2 separate regions of the Homo sapiens genome follow, and region 1 is linked to region 2. Evidence: read pairs that join two places in POLR2A ChIA-PET (ENCODE). Cell type or tissue: PC-3. All regions are shown on one strand. Links, peaks and the distances in the headings refer to the core of each region. The heading gives the core; the rest is flanking DNA. Region 1 has its middle 24 kb from the start of CD2. Region 2 overlaps MAN1A2 (mannosidase alpha class 1A member 2).

Evidence for each region. ChIA-PET counts read pairs that join two places held together with the same protein. Peaks named below come from ENCODE experiments on the same cell type or tissue, not always from the same donor. Only the 100,000 strongest peaks of a DNase experiment are listed, where the experiment ranks them.
Region 1: POLR2A ChIA-PET joins it to region 2 with 7 read pairs; 2 of 35 experiments call an interaction of 5 or more read pairs at or near these places.

The regions. Positions count from the first base shown.
Region 1 is chr1:116,770,294-116,786,713 of GRCh38, forward strand. It overlaps the pseudogene FTH1P22. Among named protein-coding and RNA genes, the nearest start is that of CD2, 24 kb to the left of the region's middle. RefSeq lists enhancers at 1-423, 1-223, 1-23. In PC-3, for the core only: no CTCF peak of the experiment used is centred there; a DNase peak (open chromatin) is centred at 7,718; H3K4me3 peaks cover 755 bases; H3K27ac peaks cover 939 bases.
Region 2 is chr1:117,423,946-117,440,365 of GRCh38, forward strand. All of the region lies in intron 5 of MAN1A2 (mannosidase alpha class 1A member 2), which reads left to right. Among named protein-coding and RNA genes, the nearest start is that of MAN1A2, 65 kb to the left of the region's middle. In PC-3, for the core only: no CTCF peak of the experiment used is centred there; no DNase peak of the experiment used is centred there.

The sequences.
Region 1 (16,420 bases), core at 4,681-9,680, 650 kb before region 2:
TCGGGAGGTTGAGGCAGAATAATTGCTTGAACCCTGGGGTGTGGAGGTTGCAGTGAGGTGAGATCGTGTCACTTCGCTCTAGCCTGGGCAAAAGAGCAAAACTCCGTCTAAAAAAAAAAAGGAGAGAGAGAGAGAGAGAGAGAGAGAGATGAGGGTCCTAGCTCTGCCCCTTTCTCATTCTTCATGATACCCATGAGTGATTTCATTGGCTATCTCACCAGAACAGCTCATACGCCATTCCCTTAAGAAAATCTTCCCTGGTCTATTCAGCCCTGGGCTCTGCCTTTCTTCTGAACTCCTGTGGCATTACATATGGTACAAAACACATACACCCTATTCAATCCTTCATCGTTCATTCATTCAACGAACATTTATTGAACTTCTACTATGTGTCAGGCTCTGTGCTAGGCACTAGGAAAACAGAGGTGTACAATTGCATCTCTGCTTTCAAGGAGCTCACCACCTGGTAGGCAAGAAACGGACCAACCATGGGACAAATGCAATGCAGTATGATAAATATAGGTCAGAGGCAAGTGCATGAACCCAGAGGAAGGACTTTGAACCCAGACTGAGTGGTAAGACTGGGGTGACAAAGAGGGCTTCCTAGAGGAGGGACGTTTGGGTTGCGTTGTAATAGATTAATTGAACTGGTGAAGCAGAGGTACAGAATTACCCATGTAGAGGCAACAGCATGAGCAAGGCTCATTTGGCTTTCTGTTTACACAAACATGTAGTTTCTTTTTCAACTACTGTATTTAACTGATTTGAAGATGTCATTGATTTTTCAACTACTGTTTTCAACTTTTTGTATTTCTTTTTCTTTTTTAACAACTATATTTAACTAATTTGAAGATGGCATTGATTTTAAGTGGCATCATTCTTTTACATGCCACTAAGAAAGAGAAGAACACTTCTCAGTTGCATTGTAACAAATACTAAGATACAGTCAACTTTCAGTCACAATCCCATTCCTGAGATATTAAAATGTGAAAAAATGTTATTTTATGTTAGTGCATTTTAGAATTGATGAAATGCATAGTAAAGAAGCTTTTTGAGTACAATGACCATTTCTCAATATCGCTGCCAGCACTTTATTGAAGCTATCATTAGCCAATTGATTCAATGGGTGAGCCCAGTCCTGATGAAAGGAAGGGAAGTGAACATACACAACATGCTTGTCCTCCTTATCCAGGGAAGATAAGACAGATTCTCTGCCCTGCACCACCATTAGGTGGGAAACACGAACCTTGCTTAAGATTTGTGCTGCTGTCACCCACCTGTCTGACACTGTGTGACATCCCACTGAACCTGCCCCAGAGCATGGACATTCTGAGAAGTAGTCAGGCCAGCTGCGTAGGAATAGCTTGTAGAGCTTGTGAAAAAAAAAAAAATGCTGACACTTCTGTCAGTCAGGTTGGGGGCCAAATAAACATATTTTTAAACAACCTCTCCAGCTGATTCCAATGGGCATTCAAGTTGTAGACAACCTTGGAGACTATAGATAATGCAGTATTGTAAGAAAAATAAACAGTTGTAGCCCAGTTAGCTATTCCCCCACAAGCAAATCTCCAATAAGAAGGCCAACCATGTTGGAAAAAATATCCACATAATTTAAGGCACTGGAACATCGCAGAGGTTTATATGAAGACAGAAAATTTAGAGGTTTCTGATAGCCTATCTGCCCACCCTAAATAATAGTCTAATACTAGCAGCTGGACCAGCTTAGCTCCAAAAGGGTCTCAACTGTAAACTGGGAAATTTCATCTCAGTCCTCCTGCTCCTTTTCCTTTGCTAATTTTCTAATGTTAGGCTCCTTACCCATGCTCAGTGGGTTGCAGTGACTTGGTGACTCAAGTTCACCAATAAGTTTGCCACCTCAGGACCACTGTACATGCTGTTCCTATTATACATGCTGTTCCCACTGCCCACACTTTTCACCTGGCTCTTCACCTGTCCACATTCTTCTTTCAGAGTTCAGACAGAAAGTCATTTCCTGGGGGAGACCTTTCCTAACTCTTGAACTCCACTGTAACGTGAATCTTGTGTGAGACCATCTCTGTGTCCAGTTCTGTGCCCATGAAGTTCAATGTAGTAGAAGACTCACAGGTATCGAAGCCAGGAAGTTCTGACTCTCTCTCTCACTGGATTTGTAAGCTTGAGTAATTTATTCAGCTTCTGTAAACACTGATTTTCTCATCTGCTAAATGAGGATAACACCTCACAAGGTTAGAGTGAGGACTAAATGGAAATAATGTATGTAATGTAACAAATATATCCTTGTGTACAGAATGCATCTGAAAACTGTGAGCTTTATTTCTGGCATGATACTCAAGAAGGAATATCCTGGATGGCACATATAAATGGGCTAGTTATTGGAAAGACACACAGCTCATTATAAATTGATAAATAAGCACTCTGTAAGGTGACTTAGTCTGCTATGAGTTTGATTCATCTGAGTCAGTTTCATAATGTTGCCTCACATGGAACAAATGGATGATAAAATCCTACACCAGAGGTATTTAAAGCTAAAGAACAGACCTGTGAGGCCACCTCGCAAATCCTAGATTGAGTCACCAGCCTTCTGTCACTTCCCTGGCTTCATAAGCAGGGTTTTCCTGAAGAAAAAATGCCAGGACATTACTTAAGTACATGGCATCTTTCTGGTTTATTTATAGCAACACAGAACAAAAGGATGAGGAAACAAGGGAAAATTCTGATCTTTTTAATTGCCTACCAGACAATGACATTACAAAAAAGAAACTACAGGCCAACAACTCTCACAGATACAGATGCAAAATTTTTCAAAAAATATTAACAAATCAAATTTGACTGACAATGTATAAAAAGGACTATACATTACAACCAAGTGGGATTAATCTCAGGTATGCAAAGCTGGTTCAACATTTGTAAATCAATTAGTATAATCTATCATATCCACAAGCTAATGAAGAAAAATCACATGATCCTATAAGTAGATACAAAAAAAGAATTTGACTCCTGTTTATCAACACCTGTTTATCAAAAAAACTTTTGGTAACTGGGAAGAGAGGGAAACTTCCTCAACTTGATTAAAAAAAAATCTACAAAAAAGACATGCACCTAACATTTTACTTAACAATGAGAAACTCTAAACTTTCCAGTAAGATCAGGAATCAGGATGTTTCCTCTCACCACTGTTTCTCAACATCATATTAGAAGTCTTAGCTAGTGCAATAATACAAGAAAAGGAAATAAAATGTATGCAGGTTGGGAAGAAATAAATAAAACTATCTTTGTAGATGACATGATCGTTTGTGTAGAAAATCTGAAAGAATCAACAACAAAATAATACTGGAACTAATAAGGGATTATATTAATAGCAAGGTTGTATTAAATAATTCTTACAAGGTTAATATTAAAAAGTCCATCAGTTTCCCGTATACCAACAATGAACAAGTGCAATTTGAAATTAAAGACATAATACCATTTACATTAGCACTCAAAAAATGAAATACTTAGGTATAGATTTACATGAAGAAAACTACAAAACTCTAATGAACAAAATAAAGGAAGAACCAAATAAATGGAGAGCTATTTTATGTTCATGGATAGGAAGACTCAATGTTGCCAAGATATTAATTCTTCCCAACTCAATCTGTAGATTCCGTGTAATCCTGGTCAAAATCTCAGCAAATTGGGCTGGGTTTGGTGGCTCTTGCCTGTAATTCCAGCATTTTGGGAGGCTGAGGTGGGCAGATCACTTGAGGTTACGAGTTTGAGAGCAGCCTGGCCAACATGGTGAAACCCCGTCTCTACAAAAAGTACAAAAATTAGCCGGGCATGGTGGTGTGCACCTGTAATCCCAGCTACTTGGGAGGCTGAGGCAGGAGAATCGCTGGAACCTGGGAAGTGGATACTGCAGTGAGCCAAGATTGTGCCACTGCACTCCAGCCTGGGAGACAGAGTGAGACTCCATCTCAAAAAAAAAAAAAAAAAATCCCTGCGAACTATTTTGTGGATATTAAAGTGATTCTCAAGTTTATATAGAGAGGCAGAAGTCCCAGAATAGCCAATATAATATTGAAGGAGAACAAAATTGGAGAACCAAACTGCCCCACTTCAAGATGTACTATAAAGCTACAGTAATCAAAATAGTATGGTATTGGTGAAAGAAGAGACAAATAGATCAAATGGAACAGAATAGAGAGCCAGAGAAACCCATATAAATTTCATCGTCTTGTCCAAGCTTGTCCAACCCTCAGCCCGCGGGCACCATGCAGCTCAGGATGGCTTTGAATGTGGCCCGACACAAATTTGCCAACTTTCTTAAAACATTATGAGATTTTTTTTCTGTACTCATCAACTGTTGTTAGTGTTAGTGTATTTTATGTGTGACCCCATTCTTCTTCTTCCAGTGTGGCCCAGGGAAGCCAAAGGATTGGACACCCCTGATTTGACAAAGGAGCAAAAGCCAAACAATGGAGAAAGAATGGTCTCTTCAACAAATAATGCTGGAACAACTTGACATCCACATACACAAAGAGAAAAATGAATCTAGACACAGATTTAACAGCCTTCATAAAAATCAACTCAAATTAATTACAGACCTAAATTTGGTGGCCTGGATACTAAATTTATTTATTTTAAGGAATAGTACAAATCAAAGAACTTAAGTGGATGTTTTGGCATAACTTACAGAAAAGGTAAAGGAAACCCCACCGTGCAGGCACTGCTTCGGTCCAGAGAGGTCACCCCGTGGCTACAGGAAACGAGCCTAAGGCTTAGCTGTCATTATCCCTCTCTCCCAGAGATTCTGCCAGGCCAGATGCCCGGCTCTCGTCCTGCACAAGTTGGTCACGTGGACACCCAATTCTTTGATGGATTTCACTGGTTCATTGAGGTAATGTGTCTCAATAAGGTGACACAAGCGGGAGCCGTTTTTACGCAGTTCCAATAGTGACCGATTCACGTGTTTTCCAAGTGTAAGACACACTCCATCGCATTCAGCCGGTTCTCCGCCTGGTGTCTTGACTCCTGAAGGAAGACTCCGCCCCTTCGTTGTTTCTGCAGCTTCATCGGTTTCTCAGCGGGCTCCCTCTCCTCATGAGATTAGTGAAGAAATAAGTTTTTGGCAAAATTCCTCAAAGCTACGTTATGGCGGTGAAAGCATCAGATGTGGACAGGTAGATGGAGGAGGCTGGAGCGCCAGGTTGACCGGGGGCCTCAGGGCGGTCCCAGCGCACGGTGAGGAGGTGGAAGCTCTGGCTCTGAGCCGCCAGCCGCTGGGGCACGGGAAAAGCGCCAGTTCCCTCCAAGCACAGGTGAAGCAGGAAACCGCGGTGACTGTCGGCGAAGAACATCTCCAGACCTAAATATTAGATGCAAAATTATAAAATGCCTAGAAGATAATCGGAGAAAACCTGGAGGACCTTGGTCTTGGCAGTGACTCTTTAGATACAACATCTAAGGCAAGATCCATGAAAGAAAAAATTAATAAGCTAGACGTCATTAAGGTTAAAATTTTCTTGGGTAGGTTTAGTGGATCACGCCTGTAATCCCAGCACTTTGGGAGGTCAAGGCGGGAAGATTGTTTGAGCCTAGGAGTTTGATACCAGCCTGGGCAATATAGTAAGACCCTGTTTCTATAAAAATTTTCTTAAAAAACTAGCCCAGCAGGGTGGTACACACCTGTAGTCCCAGCTACTAGGGAGGCTGTGGTAGGAGGACCACCTCAGCTAGGGAGGCAGAGGTTGCCATGAGCCGTGATCATGCCACTGCACTCCAACCTGGGCGACAGAGCAAGACCTTGTCTGAAAATTAAATTAAATTAAATTAAATTAAATTAACATTTTTTTGCTCTGTGAAAGACAGTCAAGAAAATGAAAAGACAAGCCACAGGCTATGAGAAATTATTTGCAAAAGACATGCCAGTTAAAGGATTATTATTCAAAATATACAAAGAACTCTTAAAACTCAACAATAAGAAAACAAGCAACCAGATTAAAAATGACCAAAGACCTTGACAGACACCTCACCAAAGGAGATATACAGATGGCAAACACCTAAGCACACAAAGAGATGCTCTATATCATATGTCATCAGGAAAAATGCAAATTAAAACAACAATGAGAATACCGCTACATACCTATTAGAATGGCCAAAGTCCAGAATACTGACAACACTAAATGCCAGTGAGGATGTGGAGCAACAGGAACTCTCAAACATTGCTGGTGGGAATGCAAATGGTACAGCCACTTTTAAAGACAGTTTGGCAGTTTCTTATAAAACTGTACATACTTTCCCCATACAATCCAGCAGTCATATTCCTTGGTATTTACCGAAAGAAGTTGAAAACTTGTTCCTACAAAAGACTGCCCACACATGCCCAGAGCACCTTTATTTATAATGACACCACTTGGAAGCAACCAAGGTGTCCTTCAGTAAGTGAACGGATAAATAAACTGTGGTACATCCAAACAACGAAATATTAGTCAGTGTGAAAAAAGTGAGCTATCGGCCAGGCATGGTGGCTCACACCTGTAAGCCTAGCACTTTGGCAGGCCGAGGCAGGTGGATCACTTGAGGTCAGGAGTTCCAGACCAGCCTGGCCAACATGGTGAAACCGTCTCTCTTCTAAAAATGCAAAAATTAGCCAGGCATGGTGGCATGCACCTTAGTCCCAGCTACTCGGGAGGCTGAGACAGGAGAATCACTTGAACCCAGGAGGTAGAGATTGCAGTGAGCCGAGATTGCACTACTGCACTCCAGCCTGGATGACAGAGTGAGACTCCATCTCAAAAAAAAAAAAAAAAAAAGTTAGCTATCAAGCCATGAAAAGACATGGAAGACTTAGATGCATATTACTAAGTGAAAGGAGCCAATCTAAAATGTCTACACATACCATATGATTCCAACTATATGACACTCTGGAAAAGGCAAAACTGTGGCAACGGTAAAAAGATTAGTGGTCGCTAGGTGTCAGATGGCAGGAAGGGATACATAGCAGGAGACAGATACTTTTCAGAGATTTGAGAATACTTTGATTGATACTATAATGGTGGATACTTGCCTTTACACATTTGTTCAAACTCAGAATGTACGTCAAGAGTGAACCTTATTGTAAACTATGGGCTTTAGGTGATAATGATTTGTCAATGTAGACTTATCGATTGTTAAAAAATGCACCAGTCTTGGTTGGGGATGTTGATAATGGGGAAGGCTATGTGTGTTGGCGGAGATAGGGGGGATATGGGAAATTTCTATAACTTCCTCTGAATTATGCTGTAAATCTAAAACTGTTCTGAAAAATAAAGTCTATTTTTTTAAAGTGCTTACCAAGGACCTAGCACCATGAAAGAAAATGTATTCACACCAAGATATATGATTGTAAAACTTCAGAACACTGGGACAAAGATTAGAAGGGGAGAGAGGAAAAGGGGTAAGGGGAAGGAAGAAGAAAAAAGGCAGTGGAGAGAGAGACAGAGAGAGACACCATACCAAGTATCAAGAATTAGAAAGAATTAGAATAGCACTGGATTTCTCAACAACTATACTGGAAGCTAGAAGACAACAAAGCGATGCTTTCAAATTCTGGGGAATTTTCAGCTTAGTATTCTAGGCAAACTATCAACTATGCATGTGGCTTATAGAGAAAACATGTGTTATACAAGCTTTTCTGAGGCATGAGTCATAGTGCTGGTGGCCATGAGTTCAATGTTAATGCATCAACAATATATCTCAAATAAGATGTCTTTAAACAGAAACACACATAAAATTAGGTTTTGTATTGATCAGTTGACTCACTGTTTACTCACTCAGTGTTAAGGCTCACAGGAATCTAACCCTGTATTTCCCCTGGGAGCAATGTTTCAGTTTGCTAAGTCAGTGTTTGCAATAACTTTACAGAGCATAACTACCATGAATAGTGAGAATCGGCTGTATAGACTTTTCCTTTTCTTTCTTTTTGCACTGTCTTCAGATTACCTCTTCTCATATCCCCTTTTCCACCACTGGACCAACTACACTGTTGCTGATGATTGCTGTGGTGATGAGGCAGGACGGGAGTGAACAAGTAGAGAGTTTACCAGCTCTCCCCTGTCCTTTCCTTCTCTGCCCCAGTTTGCAGACACCCATCCCCCAACATGTGCTTGCTCACATTCTGGTTCAAAAGAGCCTTCAGTCTTCTCAGAGGGTTCTCAATTATATGTTAGTTTATCATGTCCATGATTATTTCTCTTTTGTAGCTTTTCTCTGCTATAGTTCTGTAGTTTACAGTTGTGGAGGAAGGTACCAGCAGTACAAGCTGGTTCATTGGCTTGTCAAAAACTTGATCAGGGAGGATGTTAGCAATATGATGCAAGAACAACCAAGAAGAAATATCAGGTATGAAAAATATAACTGTTGAAACAAAATGCATAATAGCTGAAGTATGAATCAGGATAGATACAGCTAAGGACTGAATTAGGAACCTGCAAGATCATTGCAAAGACCTATGCAAGAATGCAGGGGAAAGTAAAACAGCTTTTCTTTAAAAAAAGAAAAGAAACAATAGGGATATGAAGGATAAAAATATCAGTATTCAGATAATAGAGATTCCATAGGGAGAAAAACATAAAGTTGAAAATTGAGCCTATAATATAGAGCCAAAGAGAGAGAGAGAGAAAACCCCAAAATTAGACATTTTACTGAGAATTAGAATCATCAAAGACTGCAAGAAATTTTTAGAATGTTTTCAGAGAGAAAAACATACAAAAGAACAAGCATTAGATTGACCTGAGACCTCTCAGTAACAATGCTGGATGCAAGAAGACAAAGAAGTAATATTTTTAAAGTGTTGTGCAGTCATCCCTAGGTTTATGTGGGGGATTGGTTCCAGAACCCCCATATATATATCCACGTCTGCACATGCTCAAGTCCTGCAGTTGGCCCTGTAGAACCCACCCATGTATATGAAAAGTCGGCTGCCTGTATGTGTGGGTTTCATATCCCACAAATACCATATTTTTTATCTAATTTGGTTGAAAAAAATCTGCATATAAGTGGACCCCTGCAGTTCACACTCAAGTTTTCAAAGGGTCTACTGTACATTGAATTTTACATACAGACAAATTGACATGAAACATGAAGATACAATTTAAAAATTCTGGACTTAACAACCATAGTTTCTGGTATACAAAATCTCAGAACCTATGTCATACAAAAACTTACTTTGAAAAACCCTTGGAAGAAATATTCAAATTAGAGGAAAATAAATACAACAGATGTTGTATAGAAATGTGAAGTTAGGGTGATTAAATAATTTGGCAAATTAATTGTTATCTTAAAAAATCAAAGTGTGATGAAAACACAAATTAAAAACCATATTCATAAAAACCCAGAACTAAATTCTGTCTAGACCATATCAGTTGTGTGTGTGTTATTGTTGTTGTTGTTATATGTATTGGTGGGGGAGAGAGAAAGAAGAGTCCAGAGACATAAGAGAACATGCTAAACTACTTGCCTTATTGGAGGAAAGAAATAGGTATTTATAAGTTTAGTAAGTCAGGATGAATAAATAAACAAATATGTCTTAAGAGCAAAGACCATAAAAACAAAAATAAAATACGTTCTTTTAAACCAGCAAAAGAAAATCGTATCTACTCAGTGAAGAGTAAAATTAGAAAAGAAAAAAAAGTATCAGTAATGAAAAACATGAAATAAAATGGAAGAAATAAGTAATAATATAAAGTGATTATGAGAAATGTAAATAGGTTAAACAACCAATCAAAAGAGAACATCTCAAATTGAGCATTTTGAAAGATCCAACAATATACTGTTTACAGAAGACAACTTTACAACAAAAGAATACAAAAAGTTTGAAAATAAAGAAAATATGATCCAAAAGAAAGCTGAAGCAACAATCTTAATATCTAATAGAAAAATTCAAAGGACAAAAAAGGAAACCATACTTGTTGAAAGAATAGTAGAGCAAACACATATGCACCTGACAATATTGCAACAAAAAAATAAGGTAATCGACAGAACTTCATAGCAAATAAATAAATTAATCATTTTAATTGGAAGTTTTAACACAAAAAAATTATTGAGGAGGAAATGGAGTCTTCAGAAATGAATAGGTTTAGCAGAGAAAAAGCAGTGATATAGAAATCTGAGTATTTTAATTAATAAGCTTTATTTATATCCAACAGAAAACACACAATCTTTTTGGGCATATATGAAACAATTTTAAAAATTAATCATATATTAATCCACAAAGAAAGTTACAAGAAAGTCTAATGAATGAATGTTATCAAGAATATATTTTTCAATCATAATGAATTAAAATTATAAAATATTTTTCAAAAGCATAGTGAAAAAACTGTTAGATTACTAGAGAACATTTTTCCAAAACTATGTTATTTCTAGAAATAGAATTTTTTTCTAGAAATGCATTATTTCTAGAAAACCCAGAAAACAATTATTAATAGTTGGTCTAACAGTAAAATGAAAGTTCTGATAATAAAATAATAATAACAAATGAAGCTAATAAATATATAAAACTGGTAATGAAAACACTTCAAAATTTGAAGACCACATCTACAGTAGGTTTTAGAGACAGATGTATAGCTTTAATTACATTTATCAAGATATAAGACAGATTGAAAACAAAGAGTAATACTCAAGAATACAGGGAAGGGACAAGCAAAGAAACAGAAAGAAAGAAATAATAACAAAGATAGAACAGATATCAATGACCTAGAGAAAAACAACAACAAAACAGAGAAGATTAATAAAACCTTAAACTGGTGTTTCAGAAAGATTAATAAGATAGATGTGACAAGGCTACTAAAGTGAAAAAAAAAGAGGTAGAAAGTACAAATTTAAAAACTGAATGCAAATGGGGAAATAACCACAGACACAGCAGAGGTTTTAAAATTAATAATTAATATTGTAATAATTATACAATACAAATTTAATTAATAATTAAAATGTAATAAATTAATACATTTTTAAAAGTACTGGCTGGGAGCGATGGCTCACGCCTATAATCCCCAGCACTTTGGGAGGTTGAGGCGGGCAGATCACGAGGTCAGGAGATCGAGACTATCCTGGCTAACACGGTGAAACCCTGTCTCTACTAAAAAAAACAAAGTACAAAAAATTAGCCTGGCATGGTGGTGGGCCGCTGTAGTCCCAGCTACTCGGGAGGCTGAGGCAAGAGAATGGCATGAACCCAGGAGGTGAAGCTTGCAGTGAGCCGAGATCGTGCCACTGCAATCCAGCCTGGGGGATAGAGGGAGACTCCGTCTCAAAAAAATAAATAAATAAATAAAATAAAAGTACAAGCCCTTCTGACATATAAATGTAGATGCAAAAATTCTAGATGAAATATTAACAAACAAATTCAACACTATATTTTTAAAAACATATCATGATGAAGTGGAGTTTATCCCAGCAATGTAAGGAAATGGCAACATAAAAATAACCTACCAATAAAATTACAACATTAATAGTCTAAAGGAGAAAAATCATGATTATATTAACGTATGCATGGATGGAAGGGGTAAAACCAAATATTTACTCAAAAGCCTTAACAGGCTAGGAATAGAAGCTCTTGCCATCATTGCTAACAGGCCCCCTTCTAATGATGAAAGTTTACCTGGACACATGGTTGTGAAGTTAAGACTACGTTTTCCATCCACTCTTTTTTTTTTTTTTTTTTTTTGAAACTGAGGTTTGCTGTGTCACCCAGGCTGGAGCACAGTGGCACAATCACTGCAGCCTCGACCTCCTCAGCTCAGGTGATCCTCCCACCTCAGCCTCCCAAGTAGCTGGGACCACAGGTGCATGCCACATCTGGCTAATTTTTAAATTATCATTATTTGTAGAGACGGGGTCTCCCTATGTCGCCAGGCTGGTCTCAACCTTCTGGGCTCGAGCGATCCTCTGCCTTAGCTTCCCAAAAGTACTGGGATTATAGAACTGAGTTATTGTGCCTGGCCCCATCCACTCTTGCTATGTATTAAATAGACTCTGGTCAAAGGGATACATTTTGAGCATCTGGCACTGCTGAGTCAAATGAACAAATCGTACAGCATTTGGCATCAAAAAATTCACTCCTGGCTATACATTAACACATCTTAGAGAAGTACCCACACGGACCCATAATGTCTGTTCTTGTAAAGAATTGTAGGTACTCTAGGTCATGACCAGGAGAATGGATAAGTAAAATTTGGTACTTGCATGGAATGTTTTGTTGTTGTTGTTGTTGTTGTTGTTGTTGTTGTTGTTTTGAGGCGGAGTCTCGCTCTGTTGCCCAGGCTGGAGTGCAGTGGTGCAATCTCAGGTCACTGCAAGAGACAGGGTTTCACGGTGTTAGCCAGGATGGTCTCGATCTCCTGACCTCATGATCCGCCCGCCCTGGCCTCCCAAAGTGCTGGGATTACAGGCATGAACCACCGCGCCCAGCCATTTACATGGAATTTTATTAGCAACTAGAGACAACAGATTAAAAGAGTACCCAGCAACAAGAAGACACCTTAAAAACAATACTGCTAATCAGTAGTTGCCAAGGGAAAGCAAATAGAAAGGAGTAGCATGCGGGAGCTCCTTTATGGTGATGGACCAGTTCAGTATCTTGATTGTGGTGGTTACATGAATGTATATGTGGGATTAAATTGCATAGAACTACACACACACACACACACAAAGAGAGAGAGAGAGATAGAGAGAGAGGGCAGTTCATGTGAAAACCAAATTAAAATTTGTGATTTAGTTAATAGTATTGCACCAATACCTATTTCCTGGTTTTGATATTGTAATGCTGGTAAATAAGTTACCACTGTTGGAGAAATCTGGGTTAAGGGTCCACTAGACTCCAGGTTCGATTTTTGTAACTTCCTTGGAGTGTGTAATTGGGTGGGTAAGTCTATTGACTATTCCAGGACAAATTAGACATTCTGCAGACAATTAGAAGGAGAAGCCAAAAGTAAGCAAAAACCATCCATACAAATATTATAGAACCAGAGTCTTGCAATAATGGCAGAACTAGGAAAAAGAACATGAGGGTTATCACTAAAAACAATACTTAGATTTTTGTTCTCTTAATTTCATTTCCTGATCACGAATTTTATGGTATATTTGTGTGGCATGAAGTTGATATTTGGCTTATAAGAATGTGACTGTGAAGAGCTTGGTGCTCAGGAATTTCTGTAACATCACAACAAGGTATCTTCTGCTCTCTATTATAGCAGTGAAGAAACACTTGTCTTTAATAAAAAAAAAACTTATTAAAAAAAAAACACAGCATTGCTTAAAATCCGTCTTATTTCTATTTCTCCAAAGAAAAAGGACCAACTTTTTACTGCCATCGTTTGAAGCACTTCCAGCCTGGCCCCTGCATGCCTCTCCTGTGGCAGCGCTCTGCATGCCTACCCCCATGTCTAAGTTCCAGGCATAGTCAACTTTATTTGGTTCTTTAAATATGCCACTTTCTCTCTTTCTGGCCCTATGCCCATGCCATCCTTACTGCCTTATTTAGCTAACTACTATGTATTCTTCAGATCTCAGCTTAAACATCATTCTTTTTACTTAAAACCCTCAACATCTTCCTAACACTTAGAATAGAGCACTAGCTGGGCTGATTCCTGAATTCCCCATAGCACCCTGATGTCTGGCCCCTTTTACAACCATCCTGACATTTCAGAGCAGTTACTTGCCTAGTGCCTGCCTTCTAGGTTGGGCTATGTCCTAGGTCTGTCTTGTTCGCTTCAGAATTGCCAGTACTTAGCATGGTGCCTGAAACATAGTAGATGCTGAATAAATATTTTTAAACAATATATTTGCCTGGGTGTGACTGGTTGGGAGCAAGGGGTCTGCCTTAGGAACCAGATCCCTGAGCTGAAGTATGAAAATGGGGCTGGTCAGGACTCATCTGAGAACTGGCACAGGGTTGTATGTGCTGGGAAGCTGATGACTGGGACCATCCATGAGAAGCAGGGCAGATAGCAGCCAGAAAACAGCCCAGGGACCTGAGGCAGGTTCCCCACTCACACTACATGATCGCTGCATGAAGTGGCTTGGAGAAAATAGAGAAACAATTCCCAGAAAAAAAAAGACATCACTTTGAATGTTTGAATCTTCTTCCACCCTCACCATTAGCAGGCTGCCCATTAACCTTCAGGGGGCTTAAGAAGAGGCTGGGCGCGGTGGCTTATGCCTGTAATCCCAGCACTTTGGGAGGCCGAGGGGGGTGGATCATGAGGTCAGGAGTTCAAGACCAGCCTGGCCAACATAGTGAAACCCCATCTGTACTAAAAATACAAAAATTAGCCTGGCATGGTGGCACGCGCCTGTAGTCCCAGCTACTCAGGAGGCTGAGGCAGGAGAATCGCTTGAACCCAGGAGGCAGAGGTTGTGGTGAGCCAAGATCGTGCCACTGCACTCCAGCCTGGGTGACAGAGCAAGACTCCATCTCAAAAAGAAGGAGGAGGAGGAGGAGCTTTCAAGAAGTGGGTTTCCTCCTGTCAGAGAGAGCAGTCCACAGAGACTAGCTGCTTCATTTACTCCTGTCTCAAGGTCAAGGGCATCAAGGTTAATGTTATAGGATGCCTTGGAAGCAAAGCTAGCTTTAAGAGTACTGACATTGGGGAAAACCAAGGCAAATGGCGTATAGGAGGCAGGACTAACTTGTAGATCCCACACTGATGAACAGAGCAGCGTATGGAAGCCCACATCCTGAATTTTGTTCCAAGAACTGCCACAGAAACATACCAGCAAAGATGAGAGAATCCACAGACCCTTAAAAAGAGGTGGATTGCCGCTGCAGCCTCCATGGGACAGCCTAGGAACAGTGAATCTTCTTGCTTTCTTAACTGAGAGGCTTGTAGCCTGGGGCAAGTTCTCAGCCTTACTCACTGGCTGCCTGGAAATAAACTTGTGCTGTCGTGGGGCACGGTGGGAGTAAGACCAGCCTTTTAAGCTGTGGGCTGCATGGGAGCTGGGTAAGGCCTGTGGCTGCTGGTTTTTCCCCACTTCCCTGGAGACCTGTGTGACGTAGCAGAGGCAGCAATAATCCCCCTGGGAACATAACTCCATTGGCTGAAAATCACATCCCCATCCCCTACAGCAGTCACAGCAAGCCTTGTCCAAGGAGAGTCTGAGCTCAGACACCTAACCCTGCCCTCATCTGATGGTCTTTCTGTGCCTGCCCTGGTAGCCAAAGACAAAGGACATAATCCCTTGGTAGCTCTATGGCCCTGCCCACCACCTGACCCTAGGGCAAGCTTGTATCCTCCCTATAAAACCGCAGCTGATGTGTTGTTGAAATCTCCACCTCCTAGCTGGAAGCCAACCAACACAAAACCAGCGCACTTAACAAAAGTACAACCAAGGACCCTCACAGAGTACACTTTACTCCCCTGCTACCTCCACCAGAGTAGGTGCTGGTATCCACAGCTGAGAGACCTGAAGATGGATCACATCACAGGACTCTTTGCAGACACTCCCCAGCCTGGAGCCTGGTAACTCCACTGAGTGGCTAGGTCCAGAAGAAAAATAGTCACTGCAGTTCAGCTCTCAGGAAACCCCATCCCTAGGGGAAAGGGGAGAGCATTGCATCAAGGGAGCACCCTGTGGGACAAAAGAATCTGAACAACGGCCCTTGAGTCTCTAATCTTCCCTCTGACATAGTCTACCCAAATGAGAAGGAACCAGAAAAACAATTCTGGTAAATGACAAAACAAGGTTCTTTAACACTGCCAAAAGATCATATCAGCTCACCAGCAATGGATCCAAACCAAGACGAAACCTCTGAATTGCCAAAAAAAGAATTCAGAAGGTTGACTATTTAGACAATCAAGGAGGCATCAAAGAAAGGTGAAGTCCAACTTAAAGATATGGAAAAAAAAAAAGATATAGAAGAGTGGAAAATCTCCAGTGAAATAGCACAAATAAAAAAAAATCACAGCTTCTGGAAATGAAGGACACACTTAGAGAATTGCAAAATGTACTGGAAAGTCTCAGCAATAGAATCAAACAACTGGAAGAACTTCAGAGCTCAAAGACAAGGCTTTTGAATTAACCCAATCCAAAAAAAAAAGAAGAATTTTTAAAAAATGAACAAAGCCTCCAAGAAGTCTGGAATTATGTTAAATGTGCAAACCTAAGAATAATTGGTGTTCCTGAGGAAGAAGAGAAATATAAAAGTTTGGAAAACATATTTGAGGAATAATTGATGAAAACTTCTCTGGCCTTGCTAGAGATCTAAGCATCCAAATACAAAAAGCTCAAAGAACACCTGGGAAATTCTTCACAAAAAGATCATTGCCTAGGCACATAGTAATCAAGTTATCTAAAGTCAAGATGAAGGAAAAAAATCTTAAGAGCTGTGAGGCAAAAGAAAGAATCAAGTAACCTATAAAAGAAAACCTATCAGATTAACAGCAGATTTCTTAGCAGAGAC
Region 2 (16,420 bases), core at 4,971-9,970:
GATCACAGCTCACTGCAACCTCTGCCTCCCGGGTTCAAGCGATTCTCCTGCCTCAGCCTTCCATAATTGATTTTTATATTGACTTTTTACCCTGTGATTTTTCTAACTTCATTAATTAATTCTAGTAGCTTTAAAATATACTTTAATAGATTCTTCAGGATTTACCTTATAAACAATCATGTCATTAGTAAATAGAGATGAGTTTTATTTTTCTGTATAGAGAATGGTTATTTATTTATTTTTGTTCTTTTCCTGCTCCTTCTCCTGAGGCAGAGAATGGTTTTATTTGTGTGGTCCTTTTCTTTTTCTTGCCTTACTGCATTGCCTAGGACATCTACTACAAAGTTGAATAGTAATGGGCAGAGTAGGCATCCTTGCCTGGTTCCTGATCCTAGGAATTGCAGTGATAGCTTTATTCTCTTCCACGATCATGGCATATGGCTTCAAAAGTACTGTAATCCAAGAATGTTTATTATTTCTGTTGGTCTGCTCCTTTAACTCTCCACCTTTCGTACCCATAAGATTTTTGCCTGGTTTGTCCTTTCTGTGCCCTGGAACGAAGATAGTTCCTGGAAAAACTAGTCCCAGAGGGAGAGCTTTTGCTCATGACTTGGGAAGGAGTGCTTTTGCTCATGACTTGGGAAGGAGTGGGATTTATGATTTGGACCTCTAGTCTCTTTCAGTCCCCTCAGCTCTCCTATATGCGTTTCACTCCTCTGCCTTGAGTCTGCAGTCTGCTGCATACCCCATCCTCCATCTGCCTCAGCCTTACATACAAACAGTAGGTCTGGGCTCTTCCTCTCAAAGGTCACTCAGAGAGGTGCCTTTCTTCATAAAATCTTTGGGATTTAGATTTCCCCGGGAAGGATGGAATGTTCATTCTTGGGTCTCATCTTTTCCCCTTGACCCAAAACTTCTTCCCCACAGAAATGTCTTTAAGAATCTTCTGAGCTGCTTCATCTGCTAACTGCCAGTTCTCTAACACTGAAATGTGGTAGGTAACTGGACATATTTGAAGGACATCTTTATGTAAGTGATATATGGAGTCAGGAGATAGCCACCTTCATATATTGCTCTGTGCCAAGAGAAATAAAACCGATTTCTTTTTCCAAAAGAAGGAGACAAAACAGGAGAGGGGGAAGGGAAGAAAAGGAGGGGGAAGGGAGGAGAAGGGAAAGGGGGAAGGAAGGGGAAAGGAAGGAAGAAAAGGAGGGCAAAGGGGGGAGGGAAGGGGGAAGGATCAGAACTCTATCTATAAAAAGATGCAAAGTTTTAAAACTTGGAAAGGAAAAAACAAAACTCCCAACCCAAGTTGCTTCACTGGCAAATTCTACCAAATATTTAATATCGATTATATGTAAATTTCTCCAGAAAAAAAAGAAGAGTAATTTTTCAGCTCATTCTATGAGGCCAGCATTAATCCTATGTGACACACACACAGAGGTATTAAAGTAAAACTATAGATCAGTATCTCATGTGAATATTGTAGATGCAAAAAATTCTCAACAATGTATCACAAAATCAAATCTAGCAATATATAAAAAGGGTAATACATCATGACCAAGTGGGGTTTCTTCCCAAGAATGCAAGGCTGGTTTGATGTTCAAAAATCAACCAATATAATTCACTATGTCAACAGACTAAAGAAAAACATCATATAATCTTATTACATAACCACAGAAACATCTGACAACATGTAACGTCTATTCATGATAACAACTTGCAGCAAACTAGAAGTAGAAGGGACCTTTCTCAAGGTGATAAAGGGCATCTACAAAAAACCTATAGCTAACAATATTCTTTTTATCTTTTTGTGTATGTTGTTATTATTATAGATTTCAGTTTTATGCTGCAAATCCATAGTACATTGCTACCACTTTTACCTTAGGTGATCAGTTATCGTTTAGAACTATTAAAAATAAAAGAAATGCCTTTTTGTCTTCATTTCAGTCATTTTTGTTGGTCTTTTCTTTTTGCAGGTTCAGGTTTCTGATTTTTCAGGTTTTTCAGGTATTTTATTCCTTCTGTGGAAACAGCTTCCTTTAACATTTTTTATAGTATAGGTCTATTGGTAGTGAGTTCTTTTAGTTTTTGTTAGTCTGAAAATCTATTTCCACTATATTTTTGAAAAATTTTCTTTGGGTATAAAATATAGGTTTACAGTTTTTCCTGTCAACACTTTAGAAATGTCACTGCATTATCTTATAGCTTGCATAGTTTGTGATGAGAAATCTCCTTTAATTCTTTATTCCTCTGTATGTAATAGGTCTTTTTTTTTTCATTTGGTTGCCTTTAAAATTTTCTGTTTATATTTTGTTTTGTATGAAGAGTCTGAGTGGTTTTTACTTTGTGTGTGTATGTGTTGGGCTGCAGGGGTATGAGTAGGACTGTTTATTTTGCCTGAGGTTCTTTAAGCTGCTGGGGTCTGTGGGTTGATATCTTTAATTATTTTCTAAAAAATTCTCAGTTATTGTTTTTTAAAATATAGACATCCATCGACTTATGATAGGATTATGTCCTGATAAACCCATTGCAAATTGAAAACATCCTAAGTTGAAAATGCATTTAGTACACCTAACCTACCAAATATCATAGCTTAGCCTACCTTAAACATCCTCAGAACACTTACATTAGCTTACAGTTGGGCCAATTGATATAACAAAGCCCAGTTTATAGTAAAGTGTTGAATAGCTCGTGTAATTTATTGAATACTGAAAACGAATAACAGAATGGCCATACGAGCACTTGAAGTATAGTTACTACTGAATACTTATTGCTTTCATACCATTGTAAAGTTGAAAAAATCATGAGTTGAACCATCCTAAGTCAAACTGTCATAAGTTAGTGACCATCTGTATTTTTTCTTATCAATACTTTAAAAATGTCACTACATTATCTTATAGCTTGCATAGTTTGTGATGAGAAATCTTCTTTAATTCTTTGTTCCTTTATATGTAATGTCTTTTTATATATTGCAAGAGCCCCCTGCCCCACTTCTGGGATTCCAATTATATACATATACTAGGCTGTCATAGCTCTTGGACTCATTGTTAGATTTTGAGTTTAGCCAAATTTAAGTGCTTTTTAAAACAAAAAATGTGCACTTCTCAGAAGATATAACAGAATCAGCTTCCTGTAAAGCCTATCAATCACAGTGATCAGGATACAGTTTAAAATTACTCAATGTATGAAAAAAATAGGGAAAATGATCCATTTTTTTTTTTCCAAAAGTCAATCAATGGTGACCTGTTCTAAGGTAACCCAGATACTGGCATTAGTTGACAAGGATGTTAAAGCAGCTGTTATAACTATGCCCAGTGACATAAAGGAAAATATTTCTGAAATGACCAAATAGATGAAAATCTCATCAGAAATGAAATAACATGGAAATTCTAGAATGAAAACTTCAGTGTTTAAAACAAAGTCATCATGTTGACTGTTGTCATTGGAAGGGTGAGAGTCAGTGAACTTGTAGATAGATCAATGTAAATTATCCAGTGTGAAGAAAGAGAATTAAATATTTATTAAAAATGAATGGAGCTTCAGAAACTTATAGGACAGTATTCCAACATACATATAATTGGAATCCTGTATGAAGAGAGCAGATAGCTGTAAAAAATAGTTGAAGAAATAATGACTATATTTTTTCTATATTTGGTGATGGACCTGAATTTCAAGAAGCTAAGTAGATCCTAAACATGATAAATACCAACCAAATGTAGGCATATCATGGTCAAACAGCTGAAAGCCAAATACAAAGAGAAAAGTTTGAAAGTATTCATAGAGAAATGACACATGTTATATGTGGAGGTACTTTAATTTGACTGATGACTGAACACTCATCAGAAACCACAGAGATTACTTTTTCAAAATTTCTTTAAAATTATGTGAATGCTTAGGCAAAAACCATAGCATTTTATATTGGGTTATAACATACATAGATGTAATACATGCAGCTGTGGAATAAAAGAGGGAGGGAGGAAATGGAACTACAAGATTGTAAGGTTTCTCCATTTTATATGAAGTTACACCATATTACTCTTAATAGTCTGTGAAAAGTTAAGGACATAATTAATCCCTGGGACAAACATTAAAGAAAAATATTGCAGACACGTATAGCTTAACCACCAATAAATAAACTGTAAATCTCTCTCTCTCTCTCTCTCTATTTTTTTTTTTTTGGGGGGGGACCGAGTCTCACTCTTGTCACCCAGACTGGAGTGCAGTGGTGTGATCACGGCTCACTGGAACCTCAACCTCCTGGGCTTAAGTGATCCTTGCACCTCAGCTTCCTGAGTAGCTGGGACCACAGGTGCACGCCACCATGCTTGGCTAATTATTTTATTTTTTGTAGAGGTGGGGTCTCTCCATGTTGCCCAGGCTGGTCTTGAACTCCTGGGCTCAAGAGATCTTCCTGCCTTGGCCTCCCAAAGTGCTGGGATTACAAATGAAAGCCACTGTGCCCTGCCTAGAAAATATTTAAATAAAAAAAACAGAAAGGAAGGAATAGAGGACAACAACAAAAAGCAATGGAAATGGCGAACAGAAAACCAAAAATAATATCATACACCTATATCCAGTAATATCAATAATGCCATTAAGTTTTAGTGAATGAAATATTCTAAGTCAAAGGCAAAAATAGTTAAAACGACATAAAAGCAAGACCAAACTATTCACAGTCTAAAAAAGACACACTTAATAGAGAGGTTGAAAGTAAATGAATGGGAAAAAAGATACATAGTATATGAACAGCAAGTGTAGAAAGGTTTAAATGACTACATCAATATCAGAGTATACTTCAAGATGAAAAGTATTGTCAGAGACAAGAGGAGACCTTTCTTTTTTTTTTTTTTTTTTTTTTTAAATTTATTTTTTTATTGATAATTCTTGGGTGTTTCTCACAGAGGGGGATTTGGCAGGGTCATGGGACAATAGTGGAGGGAAGGTCAGCAGATAAACAAGTGAACAAAGGTCTCTGGTTTTCCTAGGCAGAGGACCCTGCGGCCTTCCGCAGTGTTTGTGTCCCTGATTACTTGAGATTAGGGATTGGTGATGACTCTTAACGAGCATGCTGCCTTCAAGCATCTGTTTAACAAAGCATATCTTGCACCGCCCTTAATCCATTTAACCCTGAGTGGACACAGCACATGTTTCAGGGAGCACAGGGTTGGGGGTAAGGTCACAGATCAACAGGATCCCAAGGCAGAGGAATTTTTCTTAGTGCAGAACAAAATGAAAAGTCTCTCATGTCTACTTCTTTCTACACAGACACGGCAACCATCCGATTTCTCAATCTTTTCCCCACCTTTCCCGCCTTTCTATTCCACAAAGCCGCCATTGTCATCCTGGCCCGTTCTCAGTGAGCTGTTGGGCACACCTCCCAGACGGGGTGGTGGCCGGGCAGAGGGGCTCCTCACTTCCCAGTAGGGGCGGCCGGGCAGAGGCGCCCCTCACCTCCCGGACGGGGCGGCTGGCCGGGCAGGGGGGCTGACCCCCCCCACCTCCCTCCCGGAGGGGGCGGCTGGCCGGGCGGGGGGCCGACACCCCCACCTCCCTCCCGGACGGGGCGGCTGGCCGGGCGGGGGGCCGACCCCCCCACCTCCCTCCCGGACGGGGCGGCTGGCCGGGCGGGGGGCTGACCCCCCCACCTCCCTCCCGGATGGGGCGGCTGGCCGGGCAGAGGGGCTCCTCACTTCCCAGTAGGGGCGGCCGGGCAGAGGCGCCCCTCACCTCCTGGACGGGGTGGCTGGCCGGGCAGGGGGGCTGACCCCCCCCACCTCCCTCCCGGACGGGGCGGCTGGCCGGGCGGGGGGCTGACCCCCCCACCTCCCTCCCGGACGGGGCGGCTGGCCGGGCGGGGGGCCGACACCCCCACCTCCCTCCCGGAGGGGGCGGCTGGCCGGGCGGGGGGCCGACCCCCCCACCTCCCTCCCAGATGGGGCGGCTGGCCGGGCAGAGGGGCTCCTCACTTCCCAGTAGGGGCGGCCGGGCAGAGGCGCCCCTCACCTCCAGACGGGGCGGCTGGCCGGGCGGAGGGCTGACCCCCCCACCTCCCTCCCGGACAGGGCGGCTGGCCGGGTGGGGGGCTGACCCCCCCACCTCCCTCCCGGACGGGGCGGCTGGCTGGGTGGGGGTGCTGACCCCCCCATCTCCCTCCCGGACGGGGTAGCTGGCCGGGCTGAGGGGCTCCTCACTTCCCAGTAGGGGTGGCCGGGCAGAGGCGCCCCTCACCTCCCGGACGGGGCGGCTGGCCGGGCGGGGGGCTGACCCCCCCACCTCCCTCCCGGACGGCACGGCTGGCCAGGCGGGGGGCTGAACCCCCCACCTCCCTCCCGGATGGGGCGGCTGGTCGGGCGGGGGGCTGACCCCCCCCACCTCCCTCCCGGACGGGGTGGCTGCCGGGCGGAGACGCTCCTCACTTCCCAGATGGGGTGGCTGCCGGGCGGAGAGGCTCCTCACTTCTCAGACGGGGCAGCTGCCGGGCGGAGGGGCTCCTCACTTCTCAGACGGGGTGGTTGCCAGGCAGAGGGTCTCCTCACTTCTCAGACGGGGCGGCCGGGCAGAGACGCTCCTCACCTCCCAGACGGGGTCTCGGCCGGGCAGAGGCGCTCCTCACATCCCAGATGGGGCGGCGGGGCAGAGGCGCTCCCCACATCTCAGACGATGGGCGGCCGGGCAGAGACGCTCCTCACTTCCTAGATGTGATGGCGGCTGGGAAGAGGCGCTCCTCACTTCCTAGATGGGATGGCGGCCGGGCGGAGATGCTCCTCACTTTCCAGACTGGGCAGCCAGGCAGAGGGGCTCCTCACATCCCAGACGATGGGCGGCCAGGCAGAGACACTCCTCACTTCCCAGACGGGGTGGCGGCCGGGCAGAGGCTGCAATCTCGGCACTTTGGGAGGCCAAGGCAGGCGGCTGGGAGGTGTAGGTTGTAGCGAGCCGAGATCACGCCACTGCACTCCAGCCTGGGCACCATTGAGCACTGAGTGAACGAGACTCCGTCTGCAATCCCGGCACCTCGGGAGGCTGAGGTTGGCGGATCACTCGCGGTTAGGGGCTGGAGACCGGCCCGGCCAACACAGTGAAACCCCGTCTCCACCAAAACCAGTCAGGCGTGGCAGCGCGTGCCTGCAATCGCAGGCATTCGGCAGACTGAGGCAGGAGAATCAGGCAGGGAGGTTGCAGTGAGCCGAGATGGCAGCAGTACAGTCCAGCTTCGGCTCCGCATGAGAGGGAGACCGTGGGGAGAGGGAGGGGGAGGGGGAGGGGGAGGGGGAGGGGGAGGGGGGAGGCCTTTCATAATGAAAAAAAGGATCCATTCATTAGAAAGACATAATCACAACATTAAAACATAAGCAAATGTGTAGGCATCAAATAACAGAGCTTTGAAATGTATGAATCACAAATGGAAGAATTAAAAGGAGATTCCTTTTTAATTTTTTATTAAAAAGGTAATTCCACAAAGATTGTTGGATCCTTCAACATTCTTCTCTTCAACTGATAGAATAAGCAGACAGAAAATCAAAGATGATGTAGAAGTCCCGAATGACAGTATGAGCTATTTTAAATGAATTGATATTTATTTATACAGCACTTTACTCAACAGCTGCTGAGTACACTTTCTTTTCAAGTGCACATGGTATGTTTACCAAAAATAAATTGTATGCTGGATCATAAAACACATTCAGTCAATTTAAAAAGTTAGAAATAGTACAGAGTATGGCTAGGTGCAATGGCTTATGCCTGTAATCCCAGCACTTTGGGAGGCTGAGGTGGGTGGATTGCTTGAGCTCAGGAGTTTAAGACCAGCCTCGGCAAACATGGCAAATCCTCATCTCTACAACAAATACAAAAATTAGCCGAGTGTGGTAGCATGTACCTGTAGTCCCAGCTACTCAGGATGCTGAGGTGAGAGGATTGCTTGAGCCTAGGAGGTTGAGTCTGCAGTGAGCTGTGATCACACTGCTGCACTTCAGCTGGGGCAACAGAGCAAAACCCTGTCTCTCAAAAACAAAAAACAAGCACGATCTTTGACCATGATGGAATTAAATTAGAAATCAATAATAGACATCAGGAAAAACTTCAAATATTTGAAAATTAAGCAATATGTTTCTAAATAAATAGACATCAAGTAAGCAATTACAAAGGAAATTGAAAATATTACAAAGTTGATTCTTTGAAAGAATCAACAGAATTGATAAACCTTTTTAGCTAAATTGATCAAGAAATAACAGAAGACAGATTACCAATAGCAGGAGTAAATGGTATTGCCAATATGAGGCTATCATTGCAGATTCCACATACATTAAATGCATAATAATGGAATATTATAAGCAGTTTTTTTGCAAAATTTAATAATGTAGACAAAACAAGGAAAATATTACAAAGTCGATTCTTTTAAAGTATCCACAGAATTGATAAATCTTTTTAGCTAAATTGATCAAGAAATAACAGAAGACAGATTACCAATAGCAGGAGCAAATGGTATTGCCAATATTAGGCTATCATTGCAGATTCCACATACATTAAAGGCATAATAATGGAATATTATAAGCAGTTTTTTTGCAAAATTTAATAACATAGACAAAACAAATTTTCTAAAACAATCTTATTGAAACTGAGTCAAGGTAAAGCAAGAAGTATGCCATTTGTAGTATTAATTGAATTGGTAATAAAAAGCTATTTCACAAAATTAACTCCAAGTTAAATGGCTTTATTGGTGAATTATATCAAATAAGAAAGAAATATCATTCTTCCCCAGAGGAACAGGGAACATTTTGCAGCTCTACTTCAGAGGCCAGCATAGCACTAACATCATAGCCTGAAAGGCAATATAGCAAGAGAAAACTACAGACCAGTATACTTTTTAAATACATTAGCAAGAATCCTGAACAAACTATTAATACTTGTAAAGCATAGCTAGCAATAATATAAAAGATATATATATTATATATAAGAATATAAAAGATAAAAGATATATAAAAGATCTTTTATATTCTTTTTATATAATATAAAAGATAATATATCAAGAAAAATTTCTTTTATTGTAGGAAAGCAAAGTTAAAGATTTGAAAAAGCAGTTAATGTAATTAATCATATTAATTAACAATAAAGGAGAAAAATCATATAATTATTGCAATAAATTTAGTAAAAGCATTTGATAAGATGCAACACCCATTCATGATTAAAATCACTCAGTAAACTAGTACAGCGTGATAATTCCCAATCCAAAAACCTGAAATGCTCCAAAATCCTAAACTTTTTGAACACCAACATGGAGTGCAAGGGAAATGCTCATTGTAGTGTTTAGGATTTCAGATTAGAGATACTAAACTGGTGTAATGCAAATAATTCAAAATTTAAAAAAATCGAAAATTGGAAACATTTCTGGTTCTAAGCATTTCACATAAGAGCTACTCAACCTGTACTAAAAGGTAATTATTATTTTTCATTCTGATAAGGGACACCTACGAAAACTCTACAGCAAACTATATGTTAATTATAAAATATTAAAATGTTTTTACCCAAGGATCTGGAATAAAGGAAGGTGTTCCATTTTCACTATTTACATTTAGCATTGTAATGAAAATCTTAGCATTGCAAGAAAGCAAGAAAAATACCTTGTTCATATTCACTTATATAGTTTTTTTGCTAGATTCCTTTTGATTTCTGAGATACACAGTCATATTGTCTGCAAATAATGACAGTTGTACTTCTCCTTTTTTTCTAAATTCTGTGTAGCCAGGAATGCCATCGCAATACTGATTCATTGTAGTCATTACTGCACACACTTTGCAGTTTGCACTGATGGTCCCACTGATACTGAATACTGTCCTTAAAAATTTTTGGAAATGAGATGAACTTGCCACTACCTATTAGCTGAATTGCTAAATGGATTCCCCACCATCTCCTGTCTCTAACTTCCCCTTACCTAACCTAATTTGCATACTACCTGAGTAACAAGAAAGGCCGTGTTGCTTACTACCTTAGTTGCAGAGGAGGCTTGGAAATGTGATTATATGGCATTTGCAGCAGCTTTAAGGTAATAGATGGAATGGAGTTTCTTGTTTGTCAGACAGATAGAATGACAGTTTCCATAGAAAGTAGAGGGAGTACTTTCTAAAGAGGTCAAAAGCTGTAAAAGAGATTATCTGAGGGATCTATTTACTATTTCCTAAGATTCTCCAGACTTGACACTTATATTAAACCACAGTATTGTGAAACTATTTATTTAGACCACATTGTTTTATCTCCCTGTGTTTATAGAGCTATATCACGATTTTCTGTCTGTAATAGTCTCTCACCCTTCCACATTCTTTGCCTGGTAGAGACTTTCAAGACCTTACTGAGGTTAATTTATATGCAATAAAATGTACCTATGTTGTATGTATAATATGTAATTAAATGTATACTTTGCATTTTAACAAATGTGTGATAAATTGTTAGAATATAAATTGATACTGTCTTTTCAGAAAATAATTCGGCTGTGTGAAGTAAATATTTAAAATTTAAAATACTCTGACCCAGCGACCCACTTCTAGGAATCTATTATCTAAAAGTAACAGAGTAGATACACAAGGGTATACTCAAAAGGATGTTTAATTGCAGTACCGTTTGTAGTAGAAAATATTTGAAAAAGACCTGAATATTCATCCATAGGAGAGTGACTGAATAAATTGATATATCTGTTACCATAGGATAAAATTAAACTATAAACCTAAATTTGTATATTTTAACGAGGAAAAATGTGCTTGATGTATTCAGTGACTAAAGCAAGTTATAGACCAGTAGTTGGTTACAGCTGTGTGTGTGTGTGTGTGTGTGTGTGTGTGTGTGTGTGTGTGTGTGTGTATCCATTCAGTCAGCTAGTCATCACAGTATTTTGCCAAGAAATAATGGCACCTTGGACTAAGATGGTGTTGTAGAGATGAGAGATATAAATGATTTCAGGGTATTTTGGAGATAAATTTAAAAGGATTGGGTGATACGTGGAGGGGGGTATAAAACAGAAGGAATTGATTTTGTCTCTCAGGTTTCTGTTTTTGGTGCTAGATTGATGGTACGATAGTTATTAAATATCAAATGCTTAAAGAATACTAGATTAGAGGGGGAAGATCATGAGTTAATTTTAGGTATTTTGAGTTTGAGGATTTTTTTATATTTAAGCGAAAATAAGTAGTAGAGAGATGTAATGGGTCTGGTGTTCAATGGAGAAGTATTGACTGGAGATATAAGTTTGGGAGTCAGTTGCTGGGTAGCTGATAATTGAAATCAAGCACATTGTGAAATTGTCCAGAGAGACAATTTAGGATAGGAAGAGAAAGGGGCCTAGAATTAAGCCCCAAGAAATACAACATCAAAGGCCAGATAGATGAGGATAAACCAAAGGAAGCAGGGAGATTATAGGATTATTGAACACAGAGGAAGCATGTATTTTAAGGAAGAACTCGTGAATAATAACAAAATGCTTTTGCTCACATGTGTGGTCAATCCTTAATAAGATCTGTTTCAGTGAAATGATGGCAGCAGAAGCCATGTTGGAATAGGTTGAGGAGTGAATAGAAAGGAGAGGATATGGATATAGTAAATTAGACAATTTTGTAAAACTGGAAAAGTTACTTGTGTTATTATGTCAGTAGCAGCCAAACATGGAATAAAAATCCAGCTACTTAATTGTATGTTATGTATAGAAAAAAAGGATGGAAATACATAAAAACATTAATGTATTTGGTTCAAGATAGAGGAACTGTTTATGATTTAAACTTTTTTATTTTTTCTATTTTTGAAACTAAGCAAATATTTTGTAATAGATAATAAAATATGGATTATTGGCCTTGCGCGGTGGCTCATGCCTGTAATCCCAGCACTTTGGGAGGCCGAGGCGGGCGGATCACCTGAGGCTGGGAGTTTGAGACCAGCCTGGCCAGCATGGTGAAACCCTCTCTCTACTAAAAATATAAAAATTAGCTAGGCGTGGTGGCAGATGCCTGTAATCCTGGCTACTCGGGAAGCTGAGGCAGGAGAATCACTTGAACCTGGGAGGTGGAGGTTGCAGTGAGCCTAGATCACGCTGTTGCACTCCAGCCTGGGCAACAGAGTGAGACTCCGTTTCAAAAAAAAATGTATATGGATTATTTATTTTTCAGAAGTCTAGTCAAGAGACAGAATCCATCTAGTTACTTGAACAGAGAAAATTTAATATAAAGATTAATTAGGTATAAAGTTGTTAACTAGGTAAATGCTAGATTAAAAAGAATACTCTGTAGGAATCATAGAGGTGGCTCCTACAGGAAGCAAACAGGGTTGACATAATATGGGGAAGAGGTTTTAATTAGTAAAACTTAGAAACCTTAAGAGGAAGGGGTATCCGAAGCTGAAACTCAGACCCCTGAAGAGAGTGGGCTAGCAGGTTATTGCTGGTGCTGATGTCTTTGGGGTGGGTGATAATGACTGATGTCTTTGAGGGTGATAAAACTGGTTCTACAAGTATTGGAAAAACTTCCAAATGGATCCAGCTGCTGCTATAGGAAGGGACTCCCCTTGCTGATGTGAAGGCTTAGAAAAGCAATCCAGCACTGGGGCCTGAGCATATCCCTGCACATTTGTGCTAGAAGTACCAGGAATGCAAGTCCCTGACTGCTCTTTATCCATATAATCACAATTGTGCTTGTAGGGATGAGGTAATGTCCACCCTGGATAAACAGGCTTACTTTCGCTTACTATAGAAGAGATACCACAAGCTGAGTGTTCTCCTATAATGTAACCCACTGTGTGTACAGGCATTCATCATGGGCCCTGTGCATCATCCCAGTGTGATTGGGGTGGAGGTGGGGCATGTATAGTCCAATGCAAATGAACTTGAAGCTTTGGCTGCTACTTTTCTATAAATAATAAAGCCTTTTATCTCTGACCCAGTAGTCTTGTGTCTTCTGCCAACATTTATAAAACTGTGAAAGGCTGACTTATTAGCTTGCAAATATAATAAAATCTTAGATTTCATTATGAGTTTTAAAATTATTATTTGCAGGTTCATTTTAAGAGGGAAGTGTGTGTGAATGTGTTTCTGTCTCTTTGTGTTAACCCTCAGTTTTGCAGTGACCTTCACTTGGTTCTGAGGAACAGCCATCTAGCCTTTAAGGGTACTCGTGCTCTCTCAGTGATACTGAAAAATTTATCCAGAATGAAGTATAGAGAGTCAAAGAGGGAAAATAAGCAAAAGAGTTGAGAGATGAAAATAGATTGAGAGGTTTCAGAGAATATTTGGAAGAAGTCTCAGATGAGTTTAATGGAACAAATAATATGTGAAAAGATAAGAACAAAGAGGAAATATTAAAAGCTACCAAAGAGAAAGGGCTGATTACTTAAAAAAGAATGACAGCTGACAGTGGAGTTCTCAGTAGTAATTGAAGTCAGAAGATTTTAGAGTAGTATCTTTAAACTGCTGAGATAAAATAGCTACCAACCCAGAATTTGAATCTGTCATTCAAGAGGGAAGGTACAAGATAAAAGACAAAGAGGTATACACATCAATTAATAAAATATTTTTGAGGAATTTAAATATTAACTATAAAAATTAAGATTAGATAATGCAAGGTGTAGGAGTGTGTGTGCGTGTGTGTGTGTGGTCAAGAACATGGACTCTAGAGCTGGATTGTCTAGGTTTAAATTCAGACTAACTGCTTAACTACCTGTATGACCTTGTGAAATACATTACTTATTCATTTTATATCAGTTTTTCTACTCTGTAAAATGGGGGCAAAATTAATACTTATCTCACTGGCTTGTTGTGAGGATTAAATGAGTTAATATGTTTGTCATCATCATCACCATCATTATCCCAACATTTTTGTAGAACATATTAAAAAGTCCTTAAAGCCCTTGTATATTAATATCACATATTAGGGGGCTAGAGTTGGTATGGAAATGGGAGGAGAAAATTTGTTTATTTTAAATCTCCACCTTTTGTCTTAATTTATTCAACACTTGTTGAGCATCTGCTATATGCTAGGCACTCTTCTAAGCATTGAAAACAAATTTAAAACAAATTGTTGTACCCCTATGGCTTATGGTTTACTGTGGGGTAATAGGCAATAAATAAATAAGATAGATATGTGAGAGAGCATGTATGTATACACATATACAGTCATGTACCACATAACTGTGTTTCAGTCAACAATGGATATGTTGGTGGTTGCATGAAATTATAATGGAGCTGCAAAATTCTTATTTCCTAGTGATGTTTTAATGATCCTGACCCTGTGTAGGCCTAGGCCAATGTTTGTGTTTGTGTCTTAGTTTTTAACAAAAAAGTTTAAAAAGTAAAAAAAAAATTTTAATAGAAAGTAGCTTATAGGATCAGGATATAAGGAAAGAAAATCTTTTTGTACAGCTGTAAAATATATTTGTGTTTTTAAGCTAAATGTTATTATAAAAGAGTCAAAGAGTTAAAAAGAAAAACCCTAAAACGTTTATATGGTAAGGTTACAGTAAGCCAAAGTTAATTAATTATTTTGAAGGATAATTGTAAAAAATAAATTAGTGTAGCCTAAGTGTACAGTGTTTAAATCTACAGTAATGTTCAGTAATGTCCTAGGCCTTCACATTCACTCACCACTCATCCTCTGACTCGCCAGAGAATTTTCAGTACTGCAGGTTTCGTTCATGGTCAGTGCCCTGTACAGATATACCATTTTTAATCTTGTATTCTGTATTTTTACTGTACTTTTTCTATGTTTAGGTAAACAAATACTTACCATTGTGTTAAAATTACCTACAACGTTCGATACAGTAACATGCTATATAGGTTTGTAGTATAGGAGTCATAGGCTGTACCATATAACCTAGATGTGTGGTAGGCCTTACCATCTAGGTTTGTGTAAGTATACCCTATGATGTTTGCACAATGACAAAATTGCCTAATGATGCATTTCTTAGCACTATCTCTGTCATTATACATGATGGAACATACACTGTTAGCAGTAAGCACCAAGGAGAAAAATAAAGTGGGATGGGGCATAAAGGAGTTTAAATTTCAAATAGGATGGTTAGGGAGTCCATGAAAAGGTAACATTTGTGTGAAGACCTGAAGGAGATTAGTGGGTGAGGATATTTTTTGTAAGAACATTTAATAGGCATAGCAAATAAAAAGACAGTGAAACGAAAACATACCTGGCATCCTTAGAGAACAACAAAAGAGGCGAGTGGAGCTAATGTAGAGTGACTGAGGGACAGAGTGAATGAAGGAGAGTGCATGAAGGAGGGGGTGAAGCCATAGAAGGTAATGGGGATACATCTTTGATATAGGTATATACCCTTATTAAGGACTGTGGCTTTTGCTCTGAGATAGGGAGCCATTTGAGGGTTCTAAACTGTTGACTTCTATTTAACACTCCCACATTGACTGCTAGATTGAGAATAGGCTGCAAAAATATTATCTTAGTAACTTAAGTACTCTAATAGAGAAAACAGGCATAAGAAGCATATATAGATCCTAATGTCACTTCCCTCCTCAAGAAACTACAGTGGTTCTATGTTACCTATTGTGTTGTCTTACTTTTTTTTTTTTGGAGACAGAGTCTTGCTCTGTTGCCCAGGCTGGAGTGCAGTGGCGTGATCTCGGTTCACTGCAACCTCCGCCTCCCGGGTTCAAATGATTCTCCGGCCTCAGCCTCCTGAGTAGCTGGGACTATAGGCGCGCACCACCACACCTGGCTAATTTTTTGTGTTTTTAGTAGAGATGGGGTTTCACCATGTTGGCCAGGCCAGCCTCAAACCTCTGGCCTCAAGTGATCCACCCACCTTTGCCTCCCAAAGTGCTGGGATGATAGGGGTGAGCCACCACGCCCAGCCTAACTTTCGTTACTTATACTTTAAAGCTCTTTGTGTTAACAAGATATCATGAAAAAGCCACTCATAAATTGCTGGTAGAAGTATAAATTAGTAAAGCATATATGGAGGGCAAATTGGTAGTAACTTACCAAAATTTCAAATGCTTATACTGATTGAGACAACAAATTCACTTCTGGAATTTATCTTAGATAGCCATATACTGTAGAAACAAATTAAATGTCCATTAATAGAGGACTGAGTAAATAAATTACAGTGTATCCATAAAAGAGGAAATTCTGCAGCCACCAAAGAGAATGAGCTGGTAGTCCTTTGTAGGCTGCTTTGGAAAGCTCCCCAAGGTACAAAACAATATGTTAAAGTAACAAGTTCAGAATGTGTGATATTCTGTGTTAGAGAGAGACAAAGACTCTGAGTGTGTGTAAATTGCAACAGAATTTCTGTTTTTGTGAGGTTTGGGAATGAGGATTTTATGTGACATGACCAGGAACCATGTATACCATGGGACTGATTTGGCACAAAATACAAAGAAGCTAACAGGTGGTTGCATTGTAAAAGGAATTGTGTGGCTGAG